2 separate regions of the Homo sapiens genome follow, and region 2 is linked to region 1. Evidence: read pairs that join two places in POLR2A ChIA-PET (ENCODE). Cell type or tissue: GM12878. All regions are shown on one strand. Links, peaks and the distances in the headings refer to the core of each region. The heading gives the core; the rest is flanking DNA.

The links. Peaks named below come from ENCODE experiments on the same cell type or tissue, not always from the same donor. Only the 100,000 strongest peaks of a DNase experiment are listed, where the experiment ranks them.
Region 2: POLR2A ChIA-PET joins it to region 1 with 12 read pairs; 7 of 35 experiments call an interaction of 5 or more read pairs at or near these places.

What each region holds. Positions count from the first base shown.
Region 1 is chr18:63,156,755-63,165,620 of GRCh38, forward strand. The region is part of intron 2 of BCL2 (BCL2 apoptosis regulator); the gene reads right to left. Among named protein-coding and RNA genes, the nearest start is that of BCL2, 160 kb to the right of the region's middle. RefSeq lists enhancers at 1,172-1,221, 1,962-2,011, 2,202-2,251, 2,262-2,361, 4,077-4,196 and 3 more. In GM12878, for the core only: no CTCF peak of the experiment used is centred there; DNase peaks (open chromatin) are centred at 1,117, 2,367, 4,467, 5,117 and 4 weaker places; H3K4me3 peaks cover 4,990 bases; H3K27ac peaks cover 7,073 bases.
Region 2 is chr18:63,288,618-63,297,483 of GRCh38, forward strand. All of the region lies in intron 2 of BCL2 (BCL2 apoptosis regulator), which reads right to left. Among named protein-coding and RNA genes, the nearest start is that of BCL2, 27 kb to the right of the region's middle. In GM12878, for the core only: no CTCF peak of the experiment used is centred there; no DNase peak of the experiment used is centred there; H3K4me3 peaks cover 932 bases; H3K27ac peaks cover 1,680 bases.

The DNA.
Region 1 (8,866 bases), core at 546-8,545:
ACTGCAACCCCATGGACTTCATAATGGCCAAGGGGACTCCACACCCAAAGCCCTCATTCCCCAATTTCCTGGGCAGCCAGGGATCCAGGTAGAAACGCTTGCCCAGGAGGCGTCTCTCTGGTGGAGGAGTAAACCTTGGAGAATTTGCCCTCCGTTTTCTTCCCTCGCTTTCTTCTCCATTTTCTCTCCCAGGAGCTAGCTGGTGAGTAGCTACCGCAGCTACTCATGTGAACATGAATCTGGGGCCACCCTTTTTCAAATTTCAACAGCAAGTCCTGGAACTAAACAAGAAAGCCTTTGCACAAATAAACAATTAAGTTAATTGTGGGTCTGACAAATATTTTGTTTTCCCGAGGAATTAAGTATGCATCTGGGGTTAGGCTTCTGGGCTGAGCCTCTTGTGTAAAAAACCAGAAGGCAAGAAACTGAAGGAATATGGTCAAAGTCCCTTATTTTAAAATCAAGGACACTGAGTCCCGGAGAGGTGAACTGCCTGTCAGCACGGAAAACAGGACCAGACATAATCATGGTACCTTGTTCCAAGTGAAGTTACCTAATGCTCCCTTCCCATCCAAACAAGGATTTGGGATATGCCGCCCAGGAGGGTGGTCCCAAAGGGGATCCTCAGAGGATGCATCACTAAGTATTTCTGTACCCCAGGAGGTGGCTTATTTCATGGAAACCCTTCACCTGGGGCTGTTCATAGAACCATGCACGCGGCAGTTGAAAAGGGGCACCTACGCCTTGCTCTGTGACATTGTTTTCAGTGAAAATTAGCGTTCGCTGTTTTCAGCGTTAACCTTAAACTCCAGCTGGCTTTATCTCCTCTCACTTATTATAATTGTAACGCAGTGCACTGTGTAAAGGTCACACCTGTGTTTATACGCCATATGCCATCAAAATACCATGAAGAGAACACTATGTGGTCTCTATCAGAAGATCAAAAGAGAAGGGGTGAGAAGCAGACCTTCCTCCTAATTCAGGGCCCTTCAGTCCTTCCCAAACACTGAAATAGGCCCATGTGCACCACTGCTCCCGCAGGAGTTTATGTCTAGGCCAAGTACGTGCTGTTTATTGACAGAGAAACAAATACCGCTCAGCACCTGTCCGGTTTCAGAGTGATGAGGGAGTTTCCAATCTGGATCTGAGAAAACTTTTACACTGTACCCAAACATTCTTTTTCTTTTCTTTTCTTCTTTTTTTTTTCTGAAGCCAAAATTAGAACAAAAACAAACATATACAGAGTTCGGCGTAGCAGGAAAAAGAAACTCAGCTCAAGACATTTCATAAGAAAAGCTCCAAGTCCATCTATACTCACCTGGCCTGGAACCCTGGGATTCATTTGATTGAGGAGGGTCACAAGCTGTACCCCAGAGGCTCGGGAGGCACCACTCGGTAGGAAGACCCTCCTGGTTTCTCAAGCTGGAGGAGCAGACTGAAAGGATGTTTGGGGAGTGAGGAAGTAATAGGGGAGTGGATGCAGAAGGTATTTTGTTGTCTAACCTAGTGGTTCCTTGAGGCGTATTAATGAGTAATATTCATGCACCTTCTCCTTCTGCCAAGGCAGAAATAACCTGGTACTTTTTACCTGGTGGCCGAGTGACCTGGCCCTACCAGGGACTTCACTAATTAGCATAGTCTCTCATAGCCTGGCCTTGGGACTGGCTGTCACACGCTCTCCTCCACACCAGCCATCAGTTGCTCTGGACCCTCCGAGACCCCCAGGCAGCCTGACAGCCAGTGAGCAGAAAGACCTGACTCCTTCCTGGGGCCCCTTCCTCCAGAGGCCCCCCACGAAGCTGTGCTGGCCCTGTTTAGGCAGTGGACACAAGCCTGTTCCAACCCCAGAATCCAAGGTCTAAGTCATCTTCAATAAGGTATTGCCTGAAACCATGTGGGATAAAAAGCTTCTTCCTTTAAAATAACCTTCAATGAAGCCAGGCCATTACTGGAACTTATCATATATAATGACACACAAAATGCCAAGAGAAATTTATAGCGCCGCCTGTCTGCCCACCATTTAGGCACTGGTGAGTCATTAATTCATGAGAGATTTATCAGTTTATAAAAGATGCTAGATAAGTTAATTTTTAAAAATCATGTGAGTATAGATTTATGCTCAGGTTATCTACTTTAAAAAAAGGATCTCTCTTGGGCTGTTTTTCCAAAGCAGTGCAATTCACGTTAACCCCCCATCCCACTGCCTCCAGCCCATGCCCTAGAGAGCTGCTGAAGGACACTGGAGTCTGACTAGAGGCAGGGCTGGGCCCACTGAGTGTCACCAAAATCACAAAAACACAACTGAAAGAGAACTGTTCTTAAATACTCATGTACCATAAAAGGGGAATTTCCAGAGGTCTCTGATATTAGCAATTTGCCCTTCCATTCCCTTCCTCTCTAGTTTCAAGATGAGATGATGACAAAAAGACTGACTAGTGAGAAAAAGCATGAAACTCCATCTACAAACGTGCAAACCGACACAGAGCAAACCTGCAGGAATTTCCACACCCGGTCTTCTGATTTGCCTTGAAAAGGGGGAAAAAGAGAGAAAGGAAGCGTACCTTCGCCTCCACTAAGACATCAACATTAACTCTGTTTTCTTAATTTCACACGAACATCACTGCGTCTGGAGTCTATGTTTTATTTTTCCTGTTAGGCAAAAGCAATTTTTCCCAAGTAAAAGTTCTGAAACGGATTTCTTTTAGAAGCAGAGATAACTGGGAATTTTCTCAAAACTAGTACAAGTATGAATGTTTCTCCTTTTACTTTCCATTTTTACAAATGCATTTAGGGCCAAATGCACTGGCTAATTTTGATAGAATGTAACAGAGACAGGAGAAGCAGTCCATCTCAGTGAGTGAGTGGACATTTATTAGGCATTCACTTTTCACAGGCCTGGGATATTAGGTATTGCGGGGGTGTTGTATTCAGGAAATAGAAGTCAAAATCCAATTGAGTAGGGAAATGAGCCAAACAGAAATGGACACAAAGACACCAAAAACACCTACAAAAACACAGATGAATGTGCAGAATCAGCTGGAGTTTCTATGAGCTGAGCTGAATCTGCTCACCTTGCAAAGATTTCCCCGCACAGTGGGGACTGCCCACGCGTACGCATTTCTTAGTTTCTGCTGGCCAACTCGAATCGTTTTCAGCGGGGTCATTTACATCGTGTCCACTTTTTCTGGTTTCCAAACTCAACCCACTTTATTATCTTAAGAGTTTTCATTCTCAGTATCATTTACATACAACAAAATGAATATATCATGTGTACAGTTTTATGAATATTGACAAAGGCATACATCCCTTTAACTCACTCCCCTATCAAGATATGCAGCATTTCCATCCTCCCAGAAAGAGCCCTTGGAGCCACTTTGTTTTTAAATTATTTGCATCTGAATATTTTTGAGTGGAGATTATCAAAGCCAAATGTGTGGGAAGAAAGCCTAATCATTAATCATCTACTACAAATACAGGTAGTAAAGGTTTTGAAGATGGTGCGTGAGCCTGCACAGACAAGTCTGCGGGATTGGGTCCTGTTATGAAATGCCAAAGGGGCTTTTTAGCGACAGGCACGTGGGCCCCTCTCAGCCGCCCTGTCGGCACTCAGATACGCAACTAAGACCGAGTGGGTTTCTTTTCTGGTTTTGTTCTTTAGGCATCAGAGTTTACATGTTTAGAAAGAGGGAAGTTGAGGCTGAATAGTCACATCCACCATATTCTCATAGGGGCAAATGTTCTCTGATTAGGAGGGCTCAACCACAGTGCAGAGTCCCCTCTTCCAAAATTCTGTTTCAACACCGAGAGGAGTTCACATGACCAGGCAAATTAGAGATTTTCTTAGCATTTCCTGTTTCCCAGATTTCAGAGGAGCCCTTCAGGGAATGTCTGGCCCAGGGTAGCACATTCAGGATGAGGGAAAAATGGTTATTTTTAGGTCCCTCCAACCATCACATTCCTCCCTGTCTCCACTTGGGCACTCTGTTGTTCTAGTGACCTGTCAAAGGGATGGGGGCGGGGCTGCGAGAAAAAAGCCACATCGCTTCCTTTGGGGTGGGGGTAAGGGTACCCCTGCTCCAGGGGTCCTAAACTGCTCACTAGCCCTTCTGCTGGAGAGGGACCAGAGGTGGAAGACCTGCCAGAGTGAGTGCCAGGCAGCTCTAGACTTCTGGGTATTCATTTCTCATAAAAGGTTGCAGTATTTCCTGGACACCTGAATTCTATGTCTTCACGGCAAAAACAATTCAAAATGTCCCAAAACATTATGCAGGAAGGAGTTTTTAATTTTTTTTAAATCACTTTTCCAAAATGGTACCCTGAGGTGATCCTGTCTTCAATCTCCCAGCAATGAAAACAATGTGGTTGAAAAGTTGACAGCTTTCAACCCTTGAAAAGGTCACCTCCCTGCCTCACACCCTCTCGTAAGTATTAAGAGCATAACGGATATTTTGAGTCACATGTATTGTTCTTTGTTCATTTGCATTTGGTGAAATCCCCCCCTTGGACCAATTTAGTAAGCAGTGCCTTGGGCTTCCTTGGTGATTGTTCTCTTGTCTTCTGTATATTTTTTCCTGTGAAAAAAATTTAGACTCAGCCAGTGAAATGAAGTTGCAGCCTCTGTCACTGATGCTTTCTTTTTGCTCAGATGATCTTTCCATCTCGCTTGGGACAGAATTCCTTCTTCTTTGCAACGAATGAAGACCTTCGAGGCTCAGCTGAGGCCCTTGTACTCCAAGACTTTCTGAAAGCTCCCTCGCCCCTCCCCATCTGACCTTCTGTTGGACTGACATACTTCTCCATATTTCAGCCTCAGATGGCTTGGTGTTCACCACTAGACTGTGTTACTGAAAGTTAATCAAGGGTCCTAGGGCCATTTACAAAGTGGGACTGTAAGAGAAAGTCTAGCTAGATGGAAATGTATCCTAAATACCCCCAAGTCCCAGCACAGGGGTTCCCATCAACAAAAAGCCTCACCTCCAAATACATTGCTGAGGACGCAGGGCCCCGTCTTCCCACCTGACGCACTACACACCACGTCAGCTGTCACAGGAGGTCTGAGTGCTTTATGAAGCTGCCTGCTTTCTCTCTTACCTCCATGTGTAAGCCAACCACTCTGGCTTTCAGAAACATATTTCTTTCTCTATGAGTAATTTAAAAGTGACTCATCCTCAGCCTCACCAGCCGGTCCATGTGACCTGCAGTGCTGGTTGAGTGTTATCTATAGATGTGTAAACCAAAGCAGTTCTTAGAACACAGATTCCCCCTCCCACGTGCTGTTGATTTCCCTTTGCTACACAGGGAGGGAACGATGTCAGACATGAGCAGCCAGGGACTGCCCGCTCCGCACTCAAATCTGGAATGTGTCCATTAGAGGAAACAAAGGCCATCACCCAGTGACAGAAAAGAAGAGACAGGCAAAAGGCCTAATATATTTATTTTAGTATTAGCAGACCATCAAGAAGCTCTGAGAAAACTCCACAAAAATTGAAGACGATGATGACCCATATAAACAAAAAACTGCTCAAAGTTCTTTTTCTGAGCCAGTAGAAATTTAGACCTCATGAAACAGAGATGACACCCACACCCACCCCAACCAAAACCCCACCAACACGTCTTCATTGCTCAATCAGAAACACATTCCTGGGATCTGCTGTGGTTTGTCTTGGGAACTCACATATATGAACATGTTTTTATTTCTTCAACTTGCCTTTATTCCACCATCACCAAAGAATGGTGTCAGGCCCAGCTCGGGGACACTACTGGTGCAGGCAGGCACGCGGGTGACACAGCTGGCCAGCATTCTAGATCGTGTTTCTTACCTCTTTCTCACTTCCTATTTTCTATTAAACCAAATCTGAACTCATTTGCCTGCTTTGTGAAGACCTTCATAATCCAGCTACTGTCGCCTGATTTTCTAGCACCATCTATGCTCTTGGCACAATTAATCCTTGGCTACCACTAGGGCAGCATCCTCACTGCTCCTCCAAGGAAGACACCAGAGCCTTCATTTCCATGCCTTCACCCTCCCAAACCCCCAAACTCTGCCCTCCTTCCTTCTTTCCTTCCCTCCTTCCTTCCTTCTTTCCATCCCTCCTTCCTTCCCTCCTTCCTTCCTTTAAATTGAGAAACTTTTGCTCTGTCACTCAGGCTGGAGTGCAGTCGCAATTATAGCTCACTGCAGCCTTGAATTCCCAGGATCAAGTGATCCTCTTGCCTCAACCTCCTGAGTAGCTGGGACTATAGGCATGTGCCACTATGTCTGGCTAGTTTTTGTAGAGATGGGGTCTGGCTATGTTGCCAAGGTTGGTCTTGAACTCCTCGGTTCAAGTCATTGGTCCACCTCGGCCTCCCAAAGTGCTGGGATTACAGGTGTGAGTCACCATGGCTGGCCACCCTTCCTTACCACTGTCTGTATCTTTACCTTCTGGGAGCACTCTTACCTTCATCACCCAAATCTTAACCCATTCTTCCAGCTCAGCTCATCCCACCTGAAAATCTCCTTACCTTCCTCACCTGACCATTCAAGCTGTCACTAATGTCTACATCTCCTAAACTTCTCCAATAGTTCATCACATCTGCTCTTCAGTTTTGTTTTGCTACCTAATATATCACTTCTTATATTTTCCAATATTGTTTGATTGCAAGTTCTTTTGGGAGGGGTATCACATATTTCACTCCTATTGGCCCCACAGTGCCTAGCCCTATAACAGCAGATGAAGCAACCTTTAGATTGAAACAAATATTATTTTAATATTGCCAAAAAGGTGTAATAAGCAAGGTCTTACTAAACTTTTGGCCAGCTGTTAAATTTGATTGCATGTTGCCTGAAAGAGAAACTTTACTTTTTATCCTAGTAGGAAGTTATGTGGAGAGGAATAATGTATTGGATATTCAGTAAAATGAAAAAAAACACACAACAATAGTCATTTATATAGCACTGTGTACAAGCACTGATCTAAGCACTTAACAAATATCCATTCATCTTAAACTTCATAGTGACTTTAAAAAGTAGGCACTATTATATTCCCCACTTCACACATGAGGAGATCAAAGTATTGGAGGGAAGTTGTCCAAAGTCACATAGTGGCTAAGCTAGACTCAAACTCTGGCAATCTGGCAATCAGACTCTTCAGAGTCTGTGCTCTTAGTGGCTGTGCTATATTCCTGTTAATAGGTGTGTGCTTTTATATGGCCTTTTTCATTGAAGCAAAGAGGAGCTTATCTTCTGTATGGATACCATGTTACAGTTATGTGTACTAAATCCATCATGAGTCAAGTCCAGTGTAAAGAAAACTGATGGTGAGATGTCATCTTCCAGGGAAGCTTCAGAAAGAAGTATGGTGGTGGTATGGGAGCTGAACAAATAGAGTTTTCTTTGAAATGAATGGAGTAAAATCTTCCAGTCCGCCCTCAGGACCCTGTGATATGGTACCACCCTTCCATGCTCTGTAGAAATAAGAGATTTGAACCTCTGGGCAATCTTTAGGTAGGCTTGCTCCAGAAAAATATTACTACATACCCAAGAGAATCTTCCCAAATCCTACTTTCTCAACATAAACTCAATACAACTCAAATCACAGCTGCCATTAGATTTGCTTACAAATTTTAAATATGATCTGGCAGCCCCAGACATGGTATGCCTGAGAACTCCAGATTAGGTACAAGAAGAAAACCTCATCCTGGTGGTCAAATCACGGCAGGAAGTGATGCCACTGACAATTATTCCTGTATTAGCAGTTGCTTAAGTACCATGAGGCTTTTAGGGGGAAAGACTGGGAGGCAGTGGTTGGAAATGAAGCCCATTATTAATGTAGTCAAGCTCTTCAGCTGGATTCAATAAAATAAAAAGCCCTGCCCAGACCAGTGTCTGTAGTAGAAGATGCTAAAGAGCTGTTTTTCAAAAATCTGGCTTTATTGAATCCAGGCTTTATACACAGCATTCCTTCTTCCTGAATGGCTGAAAAATCATTCCATGCATTTGAAACCACTGGAGGAGAAATGAACTTAAGCCATGGCAAGAAAGCACAGTTAGATTTAAGGCGTGAACGTCAGCGTTCAAGGTAATGGAAACCTTGGTAGCCCTGTAGATAGATTTTCAAGAGAGACTGTGAAATCCTCAAGTCAATTAATAGAAGAATATTTTTCACAATAGCAAAGACTTGGAACCAACCCAAATGTCCAACAATGATAGACTGGATTAAGAAAATGTGAATGCTAGATGACGAGTTAGTTGGTGCAGCGCACCAGCATGGCACATGTATACATATGTAACTAACCTGCACATTGTGCACATGTACCCTAAAACTTAAAGTATAATAATAAATAAATAAATAAATAAAAATAGAAGAATATTTTTATTAATTCAATTCAGGTTCAAAATTATTATTGGGCGCCTACCATGTGCCAGCCCCCATGTGGTGCCCTGCAAGGCTCTAAGGATACCAAGATGAATAAACACAACCACTGCTCAGGAGGAATTTACAACCCAAGGGAGGAAACAGGAGCTCAGGGCTGACAACCATGGAGGGAAGTGTCTTGGTTTGGATGAACCTCATTGGGTGTGACTCTGTTGGTCTCTGTCCCTCTCTCTGGGTTTGCTGCTGTCACTTTTCATGGCTCTGGCTCTGTCTTCATTGTTCTCTGACTGCCTTGTCTCCATCTTCCAGGCCCCTAGCTGCAGACCTCCCTGGCTTGGGGAGCCGCAGGCATCTTCTGTGTTTATCCCTCCAACCACATCCCTGGCCAATGGCTGCTTCTGCTTCCATACCCTGCTCAGCAGGCTCATCCACACTCATCAGGAATCCTGGAGAGACCTCTCCTATCCCAAACCTCTCTCAGGCTAAATGGCTACACAACCGGAAAAGGA
Region 2 (8,866 bases), core at 209-8,208, 130 kb after region 1:
GGAAAATGATTTGGTTCAGCAGTCAAGGGGAGAAAAGAAGTAGAGTTTTCAACACCATCACAGCCATTGGGATATGCAACCAATTTTAAGAATCAGAAACTCAAGTTGCAAACTACCAAGAAAGCATAATGTTCTTGGCAGCAAAGTTTAATCACAGAAGAACAACATAAATATAAAGCTAATAGTATTTACAATAACTGTCTACTGTTTCTTTAAGAGCTGAGTAAAGTGAATGCAAAGATGGTGAGTCTAAGGAAGAATCTAGAATGCTGGCACATTTAGGCAGGGATCTTGTTTTGCTTGCTGATAAACCTACATGCGTAGCACAGTGCCTGGCACATAATAGGCTCTCAATATGTAATTGTTGAATGAATGAATGAATGAAGCTAGGAGAGAAGTGAACAAGTAAAGTAAGAGATAGCAAAGCCACCATACTTCATTCATCCATTCAGCAAATGTTACTGAGCTCTTACTAATGTGAGGCCTTTTTTTAAGGCATGGTGGTGGATATACACAAGCCTAAAATAACAACTTAGAAAACAGCCCCGGGCCTCAACATGTTTATAACCTGGAAGAGGAAGAAGGAAAAGTATAGCAAACATTTGTATATCAAAGTAATATCAAAGAGCATGTGACAAGGCCTGGAAAAATGGCACAAAAAAAAAGAAAAAGGCTGAAAAGGTGGTAAAGATTTAGAAATCAGCGGGGTCACTCCCAACAGGGATACTGTCATCCTGAAGGTGAGATCAGATCTGGGCCTTAAGGGATGGAGAATTCTGATGGGAACAGAATACTCTGGGATGTAAAAACAGCAGGAAAAAGATCCCCAGAACAGAGAAGGCAGGGCGGGTTCAGAGCATAGCAATCTTGCTAAGGAGTAGCAGGGAATGATGAAGAAAATGTCACATAGGTTGCAGTGAAAGATGGAGAGAGGAATTTGAACAGCTGGATAAAGGAAAATGAAGACTTACCTAGGAAAAGAGGAGCCTTAAAATAAAAAAAAGGGTGGCTCATGCCTATAACCCCAGCCCTCGAGGAGGCCAAGGCAGGTGGATCACTTGAGGTCAGGAGTTCAAGACCAGCCTGGCCAACATGGTGAAACCCCGCCTCTACTAAAAATACAAAAATTAGCCAGGCATGGTGGTGCATGCCTGTAATCCTAGCTACTTGAAAGGCTGAGGCAGGAGAATCACTTGAGCCTGGGAGGCGGAGGTTGCAGTGAGCCAAGATGGTCCCACTGTACTCCAGCTGGGTGACAGAGCGAGACTCCACCTCAAGAAGAAAAACAATCAGGGAAGAATTTTAATTAAATCATCACAAAGTATAAGATAAACTGGAGTGCGGAGAAACTGGAGCAGGTGAATGAATTCCCCTAGGGAAGAGTTAAGAAGGTGGTGGCAGCAAGACCAGTGAGGGAGGAATGGAGGGCAGTGAAGGATGCTGGGCTCAAAAACCTGAGCAGAAGCTGGAAGAATGCACCCTAGGTTTTGAGCCTGGGTGATCGGAATAGTGATGAGAGCAGGAAGAGAAACTGTTGAGTCCAAGGAAGGTTTTGGAGGGATGACGATGAGTTTAGTCTTGGATTAAATATTTTGATTATGTGTTTAATTTGAACTGCCAACAGGAAGTCCAGATAGAAAGGGTCATCAGGAAATAGTATATAAGCAGAACTGGAATTTGCAGAAATACCCATTTGAGAATCAGCTGCATACAGACGATACGGAAGCTGTGGGGATGAAAAAGGTCCCGCACAAGAGAATCAGGAAAAAAAAAGTGAGACAATGAGTCAAGACAGACAGTATTAAAGGAACTTCCCAACCATTTGCTCAATGTAAAAATGGAAATGAGGCGAGGTTTGTTCCCTTAGAACATGTTTTTCACAGCAAAAGAGAATTCATTCCTAAAACTGGTTTTTATCTCGAGCTAAAGAAAACACCTTAACACTCCATTCATAGTAAGGACCATCACAGTAATCCTGTGTGACAAAGCTCAGGATAAATGCCATGGCAGGAATTTCACTTGAATGAGATAGCAGGATGGAAGGAAGGAAACAGGAGCCCTTGCTTTGGAGAGATCACCTTTCATGGGCTCAGTTCAGGCTTCACTCAGCAGGAAAAAAATCTGCAAGGCTTAAATAAGTACTTCTATTTGGTAGAAGGCAATGGAAAAGAATAACCTAATTCATTTAATCTGCAGTTGCCACAGATACAAAAACAAGAGAAGATATGAACACTGTGTGGGCCGAATGTTTCTTTCCTACTCCCACCCTCATCCCACTCGGCCCTCTTTCCCAGGTCATTATCAACATATTTCAAAAGCCTCCGAGATGGTGATAAAGCGGCTCACCATCTGTGAACTCCTCCTCCACAGAAGAGTGATAGGTCTCAAGAACAAACCTTCCTACCTTAGCATGGAACAAAAGCCTGACTTCAACACCCGGCACCCACAGCTGTTTTCCACGAATAGAAAGAACACAGCCAACCCAACTGGCTCTTTGAAGGTACGCCATCCTTTTCCTGTGGCCTAATTTATGCTGCAGATTGAAAAGTGCAAAAAAGCAAAAAATGGATAAGGTTTTCACAAGAGTTACTTAGTAGATGCTGATTTTCTTCCAATATCAAATGCTTGAGGCGCATATGATTGGCTTCCATTTCTCTGTATTTGTCGAAAGAATCTCTAAATTGTTCCCCAAATGAATTATTATTTTGACTGGGGACACTGAAGTTCACGGTTATTTTTAAAAACTACATTTTGCAAAAAGTTATCACTCTTCTTACCAAAGATTCACAATACAGTGTTGATGGGAACGTGACCTAGTTGGACAGCTACCTTCAGATATGCCTGATGCCCTTCAACAGGTCATCATTTGCACTAGAAACCAATACTCATCAAGTGTCAACAGGTCCACAGCCCCGTCCTGAATCATTCAGAGGAAGTTAAATACAAGAGTTTGCAATTTAAACCAAAGTGTACCATCCCAATCTGTAAAAGACTCGGGAACACATGAAAGAGTACAAAGATAAAGCAAATAGCCTTGAGTTACTTAGTTTAGTTGGAACTATTTTTGTCACACTATCAACCGAGGCCCTGGAGTACTCATGAGTATTTCTTTTTTTTTTTTTCTCAATAAAGCGGGAAAAAATGCTGAAAGAATTTTTTAGATGTATTCCTTTCTTGTGTTGGAAAGATAATCTTACTGAAACAGGAATGGAATCTAGCTTATGTCTCTCTTTCCTATTCTTAGAATCCTAAACAAAGAAATGAATGTCTACAAGGTGGTTTGGGGAAACAGTTAGAAGATTCCCATGGGAAGCAAGTTAAATTGAGAGTCCAAGAAGACTAGAAACCACTTTATATCAGTGCTGGGCTCACAGGAGAGCTAGGTGATAGGAGAAAGGGCCAGTGATGTGGACAGATCATGATAGTGACAGTGAAGAGAGTCCAGGTAAGACCTAACGAATGACTTAATAGATCAACTGGAGTGGTTTTAGTGGATAGGTTTGCATGTTTCTAACGACACAGAAACCTACAAAATAGTTCACTGGTTTTCAGAAAAATACTGGAAGGATTCATCACAAACTCCTAGCCCCAGCCAACCCCAGTGCAAAAAAAAAAAAAAAAAAAAATCATGCCCAATCCTTCAAAAGATTCATATGTGCAGGGTTATTACTCTAGACATCAGCTTGCCTGGGACCATCCTGGCCTACCCTATTGTCCCAGAATAATGATTAATAACAAGTGTCTCAGCTTGGATGAGACATGTTATGATCATCTTAGATATGAAAGAATGGCAATCTAATAGGTTAATGAATATCAAGACAAAATACCTTTAGAAAGGCTTTCCTTTCTAATTGTGGTTCCAGACTTTATACAGCGCACTCACACGTACCATGCTAGCTGGGATCTGCACTCTGGTAATAGAAAGGGGGGGCTTGCGCACAGAAGGAAATGGGTTCATGTTGGCACCACCCAGGTGCTCAGCAAATGGACAGCAAATAAACCGTCGTTGAAGAAAGGCAATGAAAGAACCCTCTTCACCAATGTCTTGAATGAATGGTTCTTCAGCCATGACACATCGTACTGAGGAATGGCTTAACAGTTCTCCTTGATTCTGGGAGTGAAATAAGTATGGGGGTAAAGAGCATCAGGAAGACTCCCACTGCAGGAAACCCTGTGAAGAAAGTGCTGAAGAAAGCGCTCTCCCACCACGCATTAGGGAAGGAGCTCAGGAGCTCTCTGCCAACTGCAGTAGGCACGGGCCCAGAGACAGAAGATTTCTGTGGTCTGGGCACCCTTCCTGCTGCTGCAGGTGATGAGTAATAATAGCGACGGCTCTCATGTCACAACCTGGTGGCCGCTGGACCCTCACTTTGGTTGGAGGGTGTGTCCCCACAGGGGAAGTTCACAAGAGCCAAGCTGGGCTCTGAGCTTCATGCAACGTGCAAGATGTGCACCAAGACGACCTCACCCCTGGCTGGACTCAGCCCCGGGACAACACTCCCACCCCGCAGAGCCCAGCCAGGTTCTCAGTGGCCCCAAGATAGCACACAAGCAGCTGGGATGGGAAAACAAGGTTTAGTAATATGAAACCAAAATACTCCTCCAGCCTGACTGCACTGCCCAGGATGAAATTCTCTCTAATTCCACTGAACATCTTAAACCAAAACATATTCAAACCCTGAACATCAGCAGCACTCGTACTTCTCTTTTTTGGGGCTGTGAAGGGAGGGTGGAGTGCTGCAACAGAATAACAATTTTCAGCATAGGAAAATCCCCAATATGCAGGTTGTCACCTGCTTGATCTATTTTCCTCCCAACCAAGTTAAGCAATCACCAACAGTTCTCTATGAGATATCTTCCACTGAGATTAAAGGAACGACCAGCAAGAAACAGTGTATGTGTTGTGGTAGTGTGAGTGTGGGTTTTCAAATGGGTACATTCCTAGAAGACGGGACAGCAGGCTCTGAGGAGGCAGCTTTGTGGAAGAGACTGGGGTGTCCAGAGGACCTTGGATATCTGGAATACTCACATATGGTGCTTGTTCTGGGGCTGGGGGGAGACAAGTACATATAGAAATATCATAACCAGTTTTCTCCAGTAAATACACCAAAACAAAGGAAAATGGGATCAAAGTATAGCCAGCAACGTGAAAAGTCCCATTTCAAAATCTAAAGTAAGATTCCAAAATAGAACATGTTTTAACAGAGTATGTAAATTTATGGAAACACTTCCTCACCCGGCTCCTGATCTTTTATAGGTACCTCTCATGCAACAGTTCAGCTTTAAATCTTTTTTAGGAAGCAGCTGGCTACCAGAGATCTTCACTCCTGTGCTTTTTTTCTCTTTTTTTTTTTGCAAATCTAGCATCTCCTTTCCATGTGATGCACTATGCTTGGAGCTGGCAGAGCAAAAGCCTGTCATTCTTAAAACATGAAGAGAATAATTCAGCGCCTTATTTTGTGATCACAGAGAATGCAATTAATACTTTGGCTGCCTTGGTATGTAGACCAAACCTTCTGCCACAGTGTTTTGCAGTGCTGTTGTCCAGGGCAGCTCTGCCAATCTTTTCATTCCAACAGAAACGATGCCAGACTTCTCGGTGCTAAGCAAAGTATAATGAGGCGGAAGAGGTGGCTGGAACCCTCAGTGAGGGAATGTGCTCCTGGGATGATTCTCTACAAAATACAAAGCTATCTCAAGATCCAATAGCTTTTGTATCCCTGCATTTACGAAACCCAATTAAAATAAATTCTTTAAAAAGAAAAAGTAGGCTGGGCAGGGTGGCTCACACCTGTAATCCCTGCACTTTGGGAGGCCGAGGCCGGTAGATCATTTGCGGTCAGGAATTCAAGACTAGCCTGACCAACATGGTGAAACCCTGTCTCTACTAAAAATACAAAAAATTAGCTGGGTGTGGTGGCACACACCTGTAGTTCCAGCTACTCAGGAGGCTGAGGCAGGAGAATCACTTGAACCCGGGAGGCTGAGGTTGCAGTGAGCCAAGATCACACCACTGCACTCCAGCCTGGGCGACAGAGTGAGAATCCGCCTCAAAAGAAAAGAAAAAAAAAAGTAGTTAAATTCTTATGTCATTCATCCATGGTCCAAAAGCTTTTTAATTCATAGAAGGTATAAGACAGGGAAAATCCTTCTAAACCGAGAACATGCAGTGATTTACTAAATCATATGAGCAATGTTGGAGAATTACTATCTGTGTAACACTAGACTCTGAAGATAGGAGATAAGAAATAATTATAATTTGGCTGAGTTCGGTGGCTTACACCTGTAATCCCAGAACTTTGGGAGGCCAAGGTGGGTGGATCACGAGGTCAAGACCAGCCTGGCCAAGACGGTGAAACCCCCATCTCTACTGAAAATACCAAAAAAAAAAAAAAAAATTAGCCAGGCATGGTGGCGAGTGCCTATAGTCCCAGCTACTCAGGAGGCTGGGGCAGAGAACTGCTTGAACCTGGGAGGCAGAGGTTGCAGTGAGCCGAGATTGTGCCACTGCATTCCAGCCTGGGAGACAGAGCGAGACTCCATCTCAAAAAAAGATAATAATAGTAATAATTATTATTATTATTATAATTCATAGAAAGTGTAGGGACAAGGAGAACAGAGAGAACCAAGAAAGACAAGTAGGTATAAATGTTTTTAGATATTATACTACAATATGTATGTATTGGCTATAGTTGCAAAGAAATCCTAGACCCAACTTGTGTCTGTCAAGGGCCAAGTGAATGGTCCAGGCCAATGATCTCATTTGCCATAGACCTCAGTGCCCCCAGCACATCAGACAGCAGAAAGAGCAGCAGTGAGAAGCAAAACCTTTATACCATCATTGATAGCTTATTAATACAATTCTTGCTGATTCTCTGGCCTTCGAAACTCATAGAATCACAAAATGTTAGTGAGGGACCCTGTAACTCAACTTCCCCATTTGCAGATGAAGAAATGAAAGCTCAGAAGAGTATATGACATGCCCAAACAGCAAGTGCCTGGCGGGTCAGAAGAATACAACCCAAGGCCCGTTGCCCTAAATGTCCTCAACAACTACACAGCTCTCACCCATATCCACCTCCTCTTCTTGATCAATTCTCTCTTCTTCCTTAGAACTGCACCTCCCCAACCTTTTTCCTAAGCCATCCCCAATGCTGGGTGACTACCTGGGTTGGATCCCTTGCCTCTTTGGTCCAGGGTACCTGCCTTGTCCTTCCATCCCTCAAGGACTAAACCCAGTCTCAGGATTTTCTGACAGGTGGGATCCACCAACCTTGCTCCACGCTGCCAGGAATTTTCCCTAACAGTAGTTGACTCCCAACAGAAGAAAACGCCCCCTGGTTGTGACCACATGCTTGTCTCACCCTGACCCTGCCCTTCCCCAATGGGCCTCAAAATTCAGCAAGTCTTACCTTTACACTGAATATCCACTATAGGCTTTGATTACTGTGTTTTATTAGCCAGCTGCAGAGCATGTTTGTGTGTATTTACATACACATGCACACAGAAATACTTCTAAGTGGGCTGTGTTCTATCATCTTTGGTACAGAAATAAAAGTAAATATTTCCATGCATAAATTTTAGTGTATTTTTAATAGACACTAGAATAGAAGTCGAAAGTTCTATTTCCAACCTTCCCAACCCAGCTGTAATGGTCCAGCCTGGCAAGAGTTAGAAACTACTGAAGTCCTTTTTTTTGAGACAAGGTCTCACTCTGTCATCCAGGCTGGAGTGGAGTGGCACAATCATGGCTCACTGCAGCCTCAACCTCCCATCTCAGCCTCAAGGGATCCTCCCATCTCAGCCTCCCAAGCAGCTGAAACTACAGGCACACGCCACCATGATTGGCTTAATTGTTTTGTGTTTTGTAGAGGCAGGGTTTTGCTAAGTTGCTCAAGCTAGTCTTGAACACCTGGGCTCAAGTGATCCTCCAGCCTCGGTCTCCCACAGTGCGGGGATTACAGGCATGAGCCACCACGTCCACCCAGAAACTACTGAAGTTTTATTCTTGGCTTAACTCTTAGGGCAGGCTGGCAACAGTGACCTCTTACACTTCAGTATGCTCACCTGTAAAAGTATGGTGAGGCCTTCCCTGCCCAGCTCAGCAGACTGACAATGGGAGCCACAAGAACATGAATATGAATGAACTTTAAAAAGGGCTACACAACTGTAGCTCATTGAAGAAAAAAGGAAAGGTCTTTCTATCCTCCTATATAGTAATATCCAACTATGGGAATAAAAAGGTGACCACATTGTGCAATAAATGGTTAGCAGTCTAGACCAGTGCTGTCCAATAGAAATATAATGGGAACCGGCCCCGCACGGTGGCTCACGCCTGTAATCCCAGCACTTTGGGAGGCCGAGGCGGGCGGACCACGAGTTCAGGAGATTGAGACCATCTTGGTTAACACGGTGAAACCCTGTCTCTACTAAAAATACAAAAAATTTAGCTGGGGATGGTGGCGGGCGCCTGTAGTCCCAGCTGCTTGGGAGGCTGAGGCAGGAGAATGGCATGAACCCTGGAGGCGGAGGTTGCAGTGAGCCAAGATCACGCCACTGCACTCCAGCCTGGGCGACACAGCGAAACTCTGTCTCAAAAAAAAAAGAAAGAAAGAAATATAATGGGAACCACATATGTAATTTTAAATTTTTAGTGGTCACGTTTAGTATATTTTATTAAACTAATACATCCAAAATACTATCACTTCAACACAAAATTCTTATAAAAATTATTGATAAAATATTTTGCATTCATTTATTCATACTACATCTTTGAAATCCAGTAAACCTGGTGTGTATTTTACACTCCAATCGCATCTCAATTCAGATTGGCCACATTACGTGAGCCTGGTAGCCACAGCCACGG